Linked DNA regions of Homo sapiens: region 1 is linked to region 2. Evidence: read pairs that join two places in POLR2A ChIA-PET (ENCODE). Cell type or tissue: B cell. All regions are shown on one strand. Region 1 overlaps STIM2 (stromal interaction molecule 2). Region 2 overlaps SEL1L3 (SEL1L family member 3).

Region 1 (5,000 bases), 1.1 Mb before region 2:
ATATTTTATAGGAGTCATATTCCAAGATTTCAGAATATTTAATAGCAAAATTTTGTTATTTACCAGAAGTAAATGAAGGAGAAACTCATAAGGCCATTGGACAATAAAGATCTACAATGTAACATTAATCACAATGTTTGTATCTGCTACTTCTCCAGCCTCATTTCCTGATTCAACTCCATATATACCTTATGCTTTAACATAAAGATCCTTGGCACAGGGGGGTTTTTTAAAGTACGAACTATTTGAGAGCAATCCTAAATTTCTGTTATATGTACTAACTCATGGAGATAACCTCACAGGGATTCTCTAAGGATTAAATTGGATGAAACATACAAAATGCCTGGCAAAAATTTAAATCCCACATGCAAATATGGATGCTGCTGCACTGCGAACAGGCCCAGCATTGACTCTGTCATCCTGGGTATTTGGTAATTCACAACCACATTTAGCATTCTCAAATGTCAATGCCTATAATAATCTCACTCCCCACCCAGCTTCCTCACTTCACACCTATGGTTTTCCACCATGCCTTTCTCTGTCTGACAAACTCATACATTCTCGGCACATACTTCCTACTCTGGATATTTAAAAAAAAAAAAAAAGGATTCACTAATAACCTACTAATAACCTGCATCTCCACATCAAAATTAGTAACTCCATCTTTGCAATTCAGTAAAATACAGCACATAGCCTTAGGCCCTTTTACCCTTATCACAATGTATCATCACCCTTTAAGTGGGTATGCCTTCTAGTAGACTACAAGCTAGGGTGAATATCTTACTGATCTTGAAATTCCAAACACCCAACTGGTGTCTGGCACATGGGACTCACTGAAATTTTTTGTTTGCTTGCTTGTTTTTTAATAAAGTATACAAAAGAGTGAAAAAGGAATGATACCTGAAAACATGTACATCTATCATATATCAGTTAAAAATTTTTTAAATTATAGTTATTTATAATTATACTTTGTTCCAAAGAAGGGGGAAGGGAGACTTATTTTTTAATACTGCAAATGTATAACAAAAACTTCCATTAAATATTCTAACATATATTTTGTTATAACTTCAGTAAGGCATAATGACAAAAAGTAGATATATTTAAGGTATACAATTTGATCTGATATATGCATACATTATGAAATATTCACCACAATGAAGCTAATTCACATAATCCATCACATCACATCCTTACCTTTTTTTTTTTTTTGGTGTGTTAAGAACTTTTAAGGTCTACCCTCTTCACAAATGTCAATTACAGTATATGACACTATTAACTACAGTCACACTGTTGTACATTAGATCTCCGAACTTATTTATGTTGCATAACTGAATCTTTGTACTTGAAGTTTCAACATCTCTCCATTTACTCCTTTCCCTAGCCCCTGGTAACCACCATTCTACTCTGTAAGTTTGATATTTTCAGATTCCATGCAGTATTTGTCTTTCTATGGCTGCGTTACTTCACTTAGCATAATGTCCTCCACGTTCATCCATGTTGCCGCAAATGGCAGGATTTTCTTCTTTTTTAATGCTGAATAATATTTCATGGTGCAAGTGCGTATGTATCACATTTTCTTTATGCATTCATTGATGAACGTTAAGGTTGTTTCCATATCTTGGCTATTGTGAAAAATGCTGAAAAGAACATAGCAGTGCAGATATCTCTAACATATATTTTCAGTAAATGTAGCAAGGATACTAGATAAGCTACCACAGCAGTGGCCTTTTAAGAAACAAAATATTTATACATATTTTCATATTTTTAGATTATGCAATCCACTCTCAGGCAATTTTCAGGTTTACATTTTAAAAAGTTTTTTTTAATTAGCCATCTGTGGTGCCTCACAGCCTGGGAGGCTAAGGCGGGAAGATTGATTGAGTCCAGGAGTTTGAGGCTGCAGTGAGCTATGATCATGTCACTGCACTCCAGCCTGGGCAACAGAGTGAGACCACATCTCTAAAAATAAATAAATACATAAATGTTTTTAAATAGTCAATTTCAGCATCTTTATATTTCCAGTTACTCATACCATAGCTGGCACAAAACAGTCACTAAATAATGTTTAAAACTCTATGCACACACAGACATATTCACCAACGACTGGCTTTCTCACTTTAACCCTCTATAGTTCTTTTTAGGACCCATATGTAACAGACCTAGAACCAAACAAACTTTTTTCTTCCTTTTTTTTTTTTTTTTTTTTTGGAGACAGGGTCTCACTCCGCCGTCCAGGCCAGAGTGCAGTGGCCTGATCAGGGCTTGCTGCAGACTTAACTTCCCCCAGGCTCAGGTGATTCTCCCATTTCAGCCTCCTGAGTAGCCAGGAATACAGGCGCACATCATCACGCCCAGCTAATTTTTTTGTATTTTTTGAGGAGATGGGATTTCACCGTGTTGCCCAGACTGGTCTCGAAGTCCTGGGCTCAAGTGATCTGCCCATCTTGGCCTCGAAAAGTGCTGGGATTACAGGCATAAGCTACAGCGTACGACCCCAAACAAACACGGAATAAACATCAGAGGGTATAGTTACAAATGCAAATTCAAAAATAGCCAGGGGTACCTATAATTGCACTTTAGCTTTTCTTTCTTAATGTGGTACCCAGAAGAAAGAAACGGCGAGGATTAATACAGTCTGAATATGTGTGGCAAAGCAGAAATAAGAGCTAAACATGACAATGGTTCAAGGCATCAGGGAAACAGAGCAAAAATTACATACACGTCATTAATGAAAACGTTAGAGATGTATTGCTGGACAATAGGAATAAAGAAGGGGGATTAAGATTATCTAGTTATCCAACATCAGATTTTTTAAAAAAGAAAAAAAAGACAGTAATAGAAAACATGGGCCTGTGCAACTTGCAGTGTGCTGAGTAGGAGACAAAAACTTCAAACAAGGGTTTAAAAAGCCTTTTTACTTATTGAGAATATTGTAAGAAACTACAAATCACTTTCACTACCCTAGGGGGTTTTGATGAGGCTGCTTATGATAAGGCTGTTTAGTATTCTGTAATCACATAAATGAGATATTCATTTCAAGCATTTTTTAAATTAAAATCCCAGCACTTAATTAAACAAAACAGTTTTTGAGGTGTTTCAGTTCCATATAATGTCAAGTTTAGGAAGATCAAAAAGAGGTAGAGAAAATGAAAATGACTAGAGAAAAAAGTTACACAGAGGTCAAGATCCATAAGCACACAAAAAAACAAATCCATACGCAAAAAGAAACACTTGGACAGATACAGGTACTTGGGCTCTGAGATGAATGTTAGTCCAAGTAAACTGCGCTTGCCAGGCTCTGTGGCTCCAATCAGCCTGTGTGTACTGGAGGGGAGTTACCACTATCTTATGAAAACACTGAATAGACATTATTAAACATTCTGCAACTGCTCCTAGCCTTAATCCTGAAATTGTTTCACTTTAAAGGATATGGCTGACAAAGCCTAGTAGAAAGGAAATTACTCTCGGGACTGCAGCCATGATGCTTGTGCTATAGCACACCAAGGGCCAAAGGAAATAAAGCCAAAAATCAAATCAATCATTGGCCTGGGGTTCCCTACCCCCAATTTAGAACTTTCCTAGTAATGAAGTTCTCTGAGGAGGAAATGTTCAGCTAGACTAGAGGAAGAGGAGGCTGAGAACAGAGACTTAAGAGGGAACCACCCTTAAAATCAGCAACAATGAAACCAGTCAAGGAAAACAGTTACAGAAGGTAGAATTAGACAGTGTCAAGAAAGACTGAATATCCAATGTATACTAATATAAAGATCTAGATAGCTAAAGAACAGAACAAACCTTTTAGATTTGGCATTAGAAATCATCATCTATAGATTAAGCTTGAAATTCACACAACAATGAAATTTAGGAGTTAATATTGAAACAAGTAATATGCCAGTAGTCTGAAATATTGTTATTCATAGCTAAGGGGTCGGAGAGACTTCGACTCTTGACTTATAACTTTAGTTTAATCTGGAAACACTTATCCTTTTTATACATGGAATTCTAAAAGCTTTATATAAGCATTTTATGGCAAATATATTGTCTTTGGATATCAAAAGTTGTTTGGTTTTATTTGTCAAACAACTGGCAAATACATTTGCAACTGTTTTTCTGTCGACAACTTTGTAAATCATCACATAAGCCCGATTATATTTTTTTAAAAACTAATCTTTATATTAAGAAATAGGCACATTTGAAATAAAGAAGATTCTCTATCACAAATAGTGTGTTTCTTCTTGGATTTTTCAAGGGCTTATACTAATTTAAATCATTCTATAAATTCTGTATGCTTAATGCTAAAGGTAATTTTTATATCTTAAACTTCATATAAATAGCCAGATTCCTAAGCTAAGAATAAAGTCGATTTTATAAAATTTCATCTAAACATTTTCATAGCCACTCCATAATTAGAATTCTCAAGACCTCTCCTTCTAAATAGTTTCCTAACTGATATCCTTATCTCTGTTATCTCCTCATTGCCATCCACCCAGAATTAGCTTTCTCAAACACAAAGGACATGTCACCCCCATCTTCAAAAACCACAATGCCTCTCACCTCCTAATGACAGGATATAGATTTGCAACTTCAAGAGTTTATTAACAAAACACTCTGAAAGTTCAAAATGCCTTTTACCTTAAAAATTAAAATATATGTACATTTTCCCTAACGTGCATATTTAGAAACCTTCAAATAGTTTTATATCTCTCAAATAATCTAATAAAATGGATATGCCAAGAAAAGGTACCATATTTGTCCTGGATGTCTCATTCTTGCCAGTATACAGCCGAGTACCCCAGTTTTAAATGTGCTGACATTTTGATACATACTGAATACACTAGGGGACTGTAAAGCTCTTGATAATTTGGCCCCAATCTTCTTCCTTCTTGCATTCCCCACTACTCTACATATACCTTATACTTAACTCTAAAGAAAAGTATTTATCCCCTATTCTTGCATATGCCTCCTCCCAGAAAGCCTTTTCACTTATCTCCACAAGAAGT
Region 2 (5,000 bases):
TGATTTATAGTCAAGACTTGCAGTTGAGCTGTCCATCCATTTTGCGTTCAGCTCCAACTACCTTCATTTTCCTCCTGAGTTTATATGCTCTGTGATATATAGTTGACACATCATGGCATTTGCCACATTAAATTGTCCTGCATTCAGAAGGCTAGCCGCGCAGGACGGTGGTTAACAGCATCGGTGTGGGAGGCACACTGCTAAGATTCTGGCCCTGCCAGTAGCTAGCTATGTGACCTTGGGCAAAGGAAGGAGCCTATCTGTGCCTCAGTTCCCTCTTCCGTAAATAGCAGAAATAGTAGTACATCCACTGCCTGTTGTAGTTGAGATAACCAAATGAGGTAACACAATGTAAAGTGTTTAAAACTCCACAAATGGGCTGGGCGCAGTGGCTCACGCCTAGCACTTTGGGAGGCCAAGGCAGGCAGATCACCTAAGATCAGGAGTTTTAGACCAATCTGACCAACATGGTGAAACCCCATCTCTACTAAAAATACAAAAATTAGCGGGGCATGGTGGTGCATGCCTGTAATTCCAGCTGCTTGGGAGGCTGAGGCAGGAGAATCACCTGAAGCTGGGAGGCAGAGGCTGCAGAGAGCCCAGATTGCTCCATTGCACTCCTGCCTGGGCAACAAGAGTGAAACTCTGTCTCAAAAACAAAACAAAACCACAAATGTTAGCTGGTAGTTCTCAAGGAGTATGTCCTCTGGGGCACTGGACCTGTAATTAAAGCATGCTGACACTAGGTAATACCCACACATAAATAGCTTGATTTACCTCAGAAACAGACATAATGACCAAAGCCTAGTATGTTTTTCTTTGCTGTTAGGACTCTTTCTAAAACATTCAACTTTTTTTTTTTTTTTTTTTTCGGAGATGGAGTCTCACCCTATTGCCCAGGCTGGAGTGCAGTGGCGCTATCTCGGCTCACTGCAACCACCGCCTCCGGGGTTCATGCCATTCTCCTGCCTCAGCCTCCTGAGTAGCTGGGACTACAGGCACCTGCCACCACACCAAGCTAATTTTTGTATTTTTAGTAGAGACTGGGTTTCACCATGTTGGCTGTGCTGGTCTTGAACTCCTGACCTCAAGTGATCCGCCCGACTCAGCCTCCCAAAGTATTGGGATTACAGGCGTTAGCCACCGCACCTTGCCCATTCAACTATTTTTTTTTTTTTTTTGAGATGGAGTCTTACTCTGTCGCCCAAGCTGGAGTGCAGTAGCATGATCTCGGCTCACTGCAACCTCCGCCTCCCGGGTTCAAGCGATTCTCCTGCCTCAGCCTCCTGAGTAGCTGAGATTACAGATGCACGCCACCACACCCAGCTAAATTTTGTATTTTTAGTAGAGACAGGGTTTCACCATGTTGGTTAGGCTGGTCTCCAATTCATGTCCTCGTGATCTGCCTGCCTTGGCCTCCCAAAGTGCTGGGATTACAGGCGTGAGCCACCGTGCCCAGCCCATTCAACTATTTTTTAAAGCATTTCAACAAAAACATTGACTGATCAATAAAAAATACCAAGATAGCTCAATTGATACTTTCAATAGATTAGTCAATGTCTTGATCTTCATCATATATACTTATATATATAAAGAATATATACTTATATATAAAGAACATATATTTATTTATATATATAAAGAATACATATAAATATATGTATTCTTTCCTTCAAGGGAACTTGTGTTTGACTCCTGGCTCGCATTCCACCAGGCAGCTCAGTCTTTCTTGCTGCTTATACCTCCCACGGTGGTGGAAAGGTCCCTGGGTCTGGGTGGTCCTAGGGTCACTCAGATAGTCACCAGCCTGATAGCAGAACACACATCACCCTGGGCCTACACTGTTCCCCTAGGTCCATTGGCTTTGCAGCTTCTGGGTCACCTGGGAACTCCGTCATCTTTGCCAAAGCCAAGCGTCATTAGCCCTTCTTCTCCCAAGTCTTCATTTCTGATTGCTGATGGGGCACCCAAGGGTACTGTGGGTACAACCCAAGGACTCCAAAAAGCTCCTTTCCTCACCTGTTGCATCTCAAAAGCACTCTCCTTGTCCACTCTTTGGGAGGGTACACCAAGCATAATTGCCTTAATGGATCAGGCTTTTGAAAAACAAAAAATCCCAAAGTATATGTCTGGAGCCATCTCCACTTCTGCCTGGCCACAAACCTCCCCTGAGACCAAAAAATCACAGAGCCTGACCGTCAGCTGCCTGAAGGAAGCTAAAGGCAAGAACAGAAGTGGAAAATAGAAGTCACTATTTCAAAGAAAGAGCCCTGTCTTACTAGTATCATGTCAACTTTATGTCTCAATAGAATACACCATATAGAGCAAGATTTGCAGAACTGCTAGCTCCTCGGTACAACTAGGTAACGTTTTAAACCAACGTCAGCCTATTCAATACATTTATAATTTAAGACAACTCATTCCTTCCAGCTAAGTGGTTAGCCTAATGTTCTTTTAAAAAGAGTATGGTGATATGTATAAGATTAATTAAACCTTTTCCTGCTGTTTCCTGTCATCTACATTTCCAGCTAATGAGGTTTCTACTAAAATTATAGTAAAATGTCACAAAGTAGTGCTTATGAAGAAAGCAGTAGCCTTATAGTCAGAGAGATTTCATGAGGAGGTTGTACTCTGTCCTGTCTCATTAGCTTGACATCTTACCAGTATCTCCACTCCTGAAGAGTGTTTCAGTGACACAAATCTGGTCCCTGCTAGATCCAGAGGCCCAGATGAAGTAGGCATGATCTTACTTATAGCATACAATTTCTAGGGTTTTCCCCTGTATACCTCCTTTGTGCAAACATTCTCTCATTTCACATGTGAATCCAACATAGTCCCACGTATTCTTTCTTTTTTGCTTCCATCTGGTCAGTCGGCAAGCAGATGTTCTTCCTAACAGCAGAGATCAGCAAACTTTTTCTGTAAAGGACCAGATAATAAATATTTTGGGCCCTCGGGGCTGTCTTGGTCACAACTACTCCACTCAGCCGGTAGCTGAAAAGCAGCCATTGTGGCTGGGTTTCTTTTTTCTTTCTTTTTTTTTTTTTTTTTTTTTGAGATGGAGTCTCGCTCTGTCGCCCAGGCTGGTGTGCAGTGACAAGATCTCAGCTCACCACAACCTCCGGCCTCCCAGGTTCAAGCAATTCTCCGGCTTTAGCCTTCCGAGTAGCTGGGATTACAGGCACGTGCCACCACGCCCGGCTAATTTTTGTATTTTTAGTAGAGAGAGGGTTTCACCATGTTGGCCAGCCTGGTCTCAAACTCCTGACCTCAGGTTATCCGGCCGTCCGGGCCTCCCGAAGTGCTGGGATTACAGGCGTGAGCCACGGCGCCCGGCCTGTGGCTGGGTTTCTAATAAATCTTTACTATGGATGCAAAATTTGAATTTCATATATTTTTCACATGTCGCGAAATATTACTCTTTTTCTGTTCAACTGTGTAAAATTGTAAAAACTGTTTTTTAAACCACGAGCCGTACAAAAACAAGCAATGACTACGTTTGGCCCATGGGCTGCAGTTTGGGCCAGTTCGTGATATTTCTCACTAATGTACAGAAAATGGTCCCCCAGGCAGCAAATAATTCACAAATCACTCCTATTTGGCTCTGGAATATACTCTGTAATTTTTTAAACAACATGCTTATTGTCCTGGTTACCTTGATTCTAGTCCAATAATAAAATTAGCACACATTCCAGATGAGCAGAGACAAAGAGGCCACTTTAAAATTAGGCCGGGCTGTGGGGGGCTTGTGCAGTGATTGCAAACCCCCCAGTGGAAGAAGGGGAGTCCTCACACAGATAATGACTAACTTCCTGTAGAAACATCAAACATTTTTACTATGCTCTTACCAAAGATTTAAATGGTGGCAATGCTAATTATGCATTCTTTCTACATTTACACATTGGCACTTTTTTTTTTTAAATCAGAAAACTCATTGCTGATTTATCTTGTTACCATGGTGATTTAAACATTTCCCTGAGCTTGAAAATACATGCCTTAGTACTTCATTAACTTCCTCAGAGATCATCAGGAAGGTAAATCTTAGGATCAAAGTGGGTTTCAAGATCATCTAATCCAAGACTCTCAATTCACAAGTGATGAAACCGAGGCCCGGGAGACTCAAACATTTTACAACCAAAATGTCTGCCATCTGTACCTATCCCAAGGTCCCTTGTTAGCAGCAGATAAATGAGGCTTGTCCAACCCAGTTCTCCTGACTGCTGCAAAATGGTCTTTGTACCTCATCACTGGGGCTCTAATCACTAGATCACCTGCCAGAGTAGTGGCTTTAATGACCTTAGAAAGGGTACATCATTCTACAACATCCTGCCCCTCCCCATCACTCTCCTATTCTTTCAGAAGAGTGTTGGAATCCACGACCTCTTCTGTAGGTACTGGAAGGGGCCCGAAGAATTCCCGCATATATCCAGAAAAGCCAGAAGTTTGGGGACCCATTCTTAAACTTCCTAGAATGTCCCCTTAGGAATGAGCATCGGCACTTGGAGGTGAAACTCTTGAAGGGTTTTTATTTAGAAATCAGATTGTCAGCATGTGGTGGCATCTTCTTAAACTTAGATAACGGGTCCAGAGTTGCCTGGCTAGTTAGTGTCAGGTTCATTAGACTAGATGCATCTCTCCTGGCTTGCCAGAGTCTCTAGGTGTGGTTGTACATTCTGAATGCACTGTTTTGAGTATTCAGCACCTGTTGTGCATGTGTCTCTGCAGCAAGCGATCCCCCTCCAAGACCATCCCAGGCCTCCCCAGACACTGCCACGTCCACTGCAAGTCCAGCTGTGACTCCAGCTGCAGATGCCTCTGACCAAGACCAGCCCACAGTAACTAATAACCCGGAGCCACGTGGGTGAACTGTGCACTCCAGTTCTCTCCAGATGAGAGAGAATCTTTTCAACAGCTGGTATTGGGAAGCTGGGGCCAGGGCATGATCCTGATAAACACCTTAAATGTCTTGTCAACTGGATGCAAATTTTGCAATTGGTGTC

What was found. ChIA-PET counts read pairs that join two places held together with the same protein. Peaks named below come from ENCODE experiments on the same cell type or tissue, not always from the same donor. Only the 100,000 strongest peaks of a DNase experiment are listed, where the experiment ranks them.
Region 1: POLR2A ChIA-PET joins it to region 2 with 8 read pairs; 1 of 35 experiments calls an interaction of 5 or more read pairs at or near these places.

The regions. Positions count from the first base shown.
Region 1 is chr4:26,866,507-26,871,506 of GRCh38, reverse strand. The region is part of intron 1 of STIM2 (stromal interaction molecule 2); the gene reads right to left. Among named protein-coding and RNA genes, the nearest start is that of STIM2, 8.2 kb to the right of the region's middle. In B cell, no CTCF peak of the experiment used is centred here; no DNase peak of the experiment used is centred here; H3K27ac peaks cover 1,038 bases.
Region 2 is chr4:25,748,290-25,753,289 of GRCh38, reverse strand. It overlaps SEL1L3 (SEL1L family member 3), which reads left to right. Exons shown (of 24, transcript NM_015187.5): 24 at 4,726-5,000. The coding sequence ends at 4,865. Among named protein-coding and RNA genes, the nearest start is that of SLC34A2, 95 kb to the right of the region's middle. In B cell, no CTCF peak of the experiment used is centred here; a DNase peak (open chromatin) is centred at 2,019; H3K27ac peaks cover 1,331 bases.